Regions from separate parts of the Homo sapiens genome. Here region 2 is linked to region 1. A link is a loop called in an ENCODE intact Hi-C map of the cell type or tissue named here. Cell type or tissue: K562. All regions are shown on one strand.

Region 1 (2,500 bases):
GAAAAGAGGAGACAGACCTGGGATCAAGGCTGACTAAAGCACTTTCTTGTCTACCCTTTGCCTTCTATAGATCCCCTCTTACTACTATGATATTTTCTGTTTTGCATTGCACAAGAATAATTTACTTGGGGTGGTGGCTTTGGAGCCCTCATTGTTCCTCCCATGGAAAGGCTACACTTGATCTTTTCCAGAAAGCTGGTTCTGTCCTGTGATATGGACAGTGGGGAGCGACTGCACACTGGCTGAGGGCCTCGGGAACCCATTCCAGGAAGCTCCTGAAGGAAATGGTGGATCTCATCGGATCTATGAGTGAAAGTTCTGCAGGACCTGTAGGAGGCTCGCCTGGACAGTCTGGGCCAGTGGAAGGGCCTTGGATAGGGTTCAAGGAGGAGGGGCCCTGTGGAAGCAAGAAGGAGGCTCTGTGCTCTCTGGGGTGAATCCCATTTCTGACGGCTAACCCCAGGAGAAACTGAACAATGCCGTCTCTGGCTGGGCACTTGTGTAAATTGTTTATGCCATCCTGTGACTGTGAATGACAGTACTTTAGTCCCTTAAAACCTATGTACAAGCAGGACATGAGGGGCAGACGGGACAGAGAGGAGGACAGGAGGGGTTCATCGGTTGACTACGGGGATTTCTCAGAATCGTTATGTTGTTTGGCACAGGCCAGTACTTTCCCAGATAATGTGTCTGTGTTTTGTATGTAAATAGATCACTTATCTACTACAGGGCTATAGATTCAGCCCAGGCTGTAGCAGTTCATTCCTGGGTCAGAAACCCAGGTTGAAATTCACCAATAAAAAGATTTAATATCCAGGAAATTCCTGCGCATCTTTAGTTTTCTAGGGACAATGATAATTGGATGTGCAAGATAAAATTAAAGTGTGTTTGTCTTGAGTGAAGGGGTGAGGTTGCTGGGGAAAGGGGCCACCCTGCATCCAGTTTAAGTGGGAAAAGCAGTGTCTTCGAGTTTGCCATAGGACCACAAGGTGGCAGTGTGGAGCCAAAAGTGGGCCTGGCCTCCGCTGGGCTTGACTTGGCAGCTCCTGCCTAAGAATCAGGGTAAGGCCCTTTCTCTAGCCAAATATTGCTGAGATCCAGTGCACATTCTTTAACTCTCCTGGAGGATATGAAGCAGTAATGACTAACAGGGAAGGCTAGGAAAGTCACCCAGCCTCTTAGCTTGTGAGTCCTCAAGTTCCAAAGAGTCTTGGTCCCTCACTTGACCCGGTTCTCCTGAGATACATGGACACACACTGGGTTCTCTCTAAACCCACGGAGATTTGGCAAGGCAAAGAACAAGAGGTTTCTACTGCAAGGTGAGGAAATGAGTATAGGAATTCCTGCCCAAAAGGCAGCAAGACACATGAGTCAGTGTTTGAGGGCCCTAGTAGGACCTCAAAAAGCCACATGAGCTATAGTTACTTTACGGGTTCTGGTTTAGAATCTGGGGGCATGGGTTAGGAGGCTTCTCTGAGAGTGCCTCGGAGCCCAGCAATCTGTCCCAATTCCAGAAGCAAAGAAACCCACTGATGTTGAGCGTAAAATACCTCCTCACCCTAGCACGTCTTGGTGGCTAATAGGATGCTCGTGGAATTTTGCTGCAGTTCCCATGGTGAGCATTTGGATGCTTGCTCCTTTAGAATAAGAATTCATTGAAAACAGGTCACATTTATTATGGTCTACTGTGGTCTATATTCCTAGGTCATTGTTGGCATGTAATCCACCATCTACTGGTTGCCAATAGCAAATCAGTTTTTCTGTGTCTTATTATCAGATAATTTTGGAAAAATCTTTGTCCAGTCCATGTCCATGGAGAAACCCAGTGTGAAACAGTATGATTGTTTCTGGGAGGTACCAATGACATATAACGTGGGAGAATGTGACTTCACTGAACTGGAAGCTATGCTCCTCAAAGGGTGGTTACTCATACAGGTGACTATTTGTACCGATTTAGACAGCTCACCCTTGAAGCTCATGGAAATATGACAAACAAAAGGCCATTTTGTTTCTACGTGGCTTGCAATGACTTTGAGGATTAGTTCAATTTGTTAGCTGGCCCCAATTATTAGCTTATTGGCTCAAACTCCTCAGGAGGTGACATCAGCCTTCCTCTGTACTTATGAGGGCATCTGAGCAGTCATGTGCACTATTGAAGTTCTAACCTCTGTAAGTCACTTGGTAGGGTCACACGTTTAAATCTACTGTTAAATCTAACTGTTAAATCTAACAGCACTCTCCAAGAATGCCTTCACTTAATAAGCAATCAGGGTGGGTTCTAATGTTAACCTCCATGATATATTCACTACTGAATGTCATATTTCTGAAGCAGAGTTTATTACAGAGCTTAATCAGATGGTCTACAATCATTCTAGCCTCTGGTCTCTGGTCTCCCTGACGTCAACTCCCTGCGCCAGAGTATCACAGCAGCCTCTGAGCCCAGACACAGACAGTTCTCCAGACAGTGCCACTCTGGGCCGCCCCTCAGGCATTTATTGAG
Region 2 (2,500 bases), 430 kb after region 1:
CACGTGGATTTGTATCTTCACACTTGTGCCACTGTGCCATCTCATTGCACACCGATTGCATTTTATCCCTTTTGCCAAAGGGAGCTGCGATCAGTTGTTTTCTGTGTCCCCAGCATCTTCACAGCAGGCTTATACACAATTGAGGCTCTGTGGTGTTGGGTGTGGGTAGGTGGGTTTCAGTGCTGTCTGACATTCCCTTAGGGGAGGTTAGGTTGCATGCACTGAGGTATACTTCCAAGGGTCAGCAAGCTTGGGATCTTTAAATCAGAAAATGAGTTTCTTTGAGAGCCTACCCTTTCCTTGCTCACCACTGAGAGTGACTGTTTTTGAGAACACACTTGCAGAGTACTGAGTCTGACTTGGAGCCCTCTCTTTATAAATGGGACTGATCACAGACTCTAGGACTCAGATCTAATAAAGCCTTACAGGCCAATGAGTTTGAAACCCTAGAGGTGTGGGACATGGCAGAGTTGGAACCAGCACCATGGTCTGACTCTTGGTGCAGGGCACTGCCCATCTGTAGGTTTGCATAGATCTTTAGTCTCCTGGCCTCTTTCCTGTATACCTCACCTCCTAAGGGAGGCCAGGCTAAAGGGAAGACTAGGATTGGCTGTACATGGACAGGGAGAGCTGTCTAGCCTGGCTGACTGGCAGAGTTCAAGTTCAGTAGGAGGAAAGCCATTTAGGCTTCTCTTTTCAGTGGCTGTACGAAAAGGCAGGATGGGGGGAAGGAATTTCCGAGTGGCCTGGACACTGTGCCAAGCTCCCTCTTCCCCCTCCATGTTCATATTCCCCTACCTTGGGCCAAGGAATTTCTTGGTACTGCTGCCCCACCTTGTAGGGAAGCATTTATTGTGGCCCAAGAAGAGAATTCAGTTACTAATTTCTGCCAGGAACAGAGTCCAACTCTGGGAAGGACTAGGGAAGAGGGCAGTTCTACCCCCAGATGTCCTGGTTATTCGGCTTAGTTTCAGGTGACCGCTGACCCTTGGCACTGTGTTGGTACCTGAGAGTGTGTGGGCAGGTGAAGGATGGGGTAAGTGCGGCTGGGGTGTCCTTCTCCACCTCATTCCCCTTGACTCATTGGTAGGAGGCCATGAAAGTCCAAATACAAAGTAGGGATTTTATATTCCTATTTCACAAGGGTGAACATGAATCCCTTCCTGAATGTCATGTAGCCTCATCAGTGAGCCCTTAGGGGGTACCTGCCCGTGAAGAAGCAACTGCCGGGGGTAGGGGGTGCATGTGAGATCACCTGGTTGCACAGATGTAAAGAACCTTCGGCATTATCCAGATTAGCTCTCATTTTACAGGTGTAGAAACTGAGTCCCAGAGAGGTGAGATGGCCTGTCTAGGCTACACAGCTCTTAAAAAAAGTGGCTGAAACAGGACTGCCCTCTCCTGGCTCCCAGTTCAGAGCACCTTCCAGCATTTTCAAATGGTTCGAATTTTCTGCTCAACCACTGTTTATTTGTGCAACCTTGGGCATGTTACGTTCTGAGACTGAGCTGTTCATCTCGAATATGAATATTAAACACCTACCTTGGATTTGGAGCGTATGAATTGTATGAGTTATTAGAGAGAAGGTACAATATATCAAGTACCTGGCACACGCTAGACGCCTCTGAGGCAGTTAGTAGGGGTCGGCCACTGTGTTCATTTTCCCTGTGGATGGAAATCGTGCTGTCTCATAACTATGGGATCTTTGTCCCACCTTCTACCTCCCTTCTCAGCCTTCCTCCAGCAGGCAGGTCTGCTGCAGTGACCTCTCCTCACCTGTTGGGGCCAGCACCTGGGGAGGCAGTTGCATTCTTGGCATTCCTCTTGCTGCTAGGGGCTGAAAGAGGCGCTGGTGTGGTGGGGGAGGCACGTGGGTGAGGGGGGGGAATGGAAACCGAGAAGAAAGTGTACTTGGTCTCCCCTAACCACAGCCGCTCCTGTTTGGGAATGAGAAAGCCCTTCCTCCACTGAGGAGGCGACCAAAGAAGTGGCCGCCAGGAACTTTCATATCCTGTATCTCAAACACACTCCACATCTATGAAGTTGGTGGTATTAATCTAAGTTTCTGTGCCTGTAAAATGGGTATACTAATTGTACCCACCTCATCGGATGGTTGGAAGATCAAGACGCACGGCAGAGTGCCTAGTATGTATTATAACCTCAATGTTGGCTGCTATTGTGCGTTTTCTTTTCTGTTTTGTGTGCGTGTTTGTGGTTTTTTGTTTGTTTGAGACAGAGTCACCCTGTTGCCCAGGGTGGAGTGCAGTGTGGCATGATCTCGGTTCACTGCAACCTTGACCTCCCGGTTTCAAGCAATTCTCATGCCTCAGCCTCCCGAGTAGCTGGGATTACAGGTATGTGCCGCTATGTCTGGGCCTGGCTAATTTTTGTATTTTTAGTAGAGACGGGGTTTCACCATTTTGGCCAGGCTGGTGTCAAACTTCTTGACCTCAGGTAATCTGCCTGCCTCGGCCTCCCAAAGTGCTGGGATTACAGGCGT

Evidence for each region. A loop is a pair of places that touch in the nucleus more often than their neighbours do. Peaks named below come from ENCODE experiments on the same cell type or tissue, not always from the same donor. Only the 100,000 strongest peaks of a DNase experiment are listed, where the experiment ranks them.
Region 2: a loop joins it to region 1, with 3 times the contacts of the local background. A loop is called at or near these places in 5 of 110 quality-filtered maps.

Annotation. Positions count from the first base shown.
Region 1 is chr1:206,105,257-206,107,756 of GRCh38, reverse strand. AVPR1B (arginine vasopressin receptor 1B) reads left to right here. Exons shown (of 2, transcript NM_000707.5): 2 at 1-821. Among named protein-coding and RNA genes, the nearest start is that of AVPR1B, 11 kb to the left of the region's middle. In K562, a CTCF peak has its summit at 989 (motif pointing right); DNase peaks (open chromatin) are centred at 1,016 and 2,406; H3K4me3 peaks cover 159 bases; H3K27me3 peaks cover 368 bases.
Region 2 is chr1:205,671,595-205,674,094 of GRCh38, reverse strand. All of the region lies in intron 1 of SLC45A3 (solute carrier family 45 member 3), which reads left to right. Among named protein-coding and RNA genes, the nearest start is that of SLC45A3, 7.7 kb to the left of the region's middle. In K562, a CTCF peak has its summit at 1,408 (motif pointing left); DNase peaks (open chromatin) are centred at 1,376 and 1,778.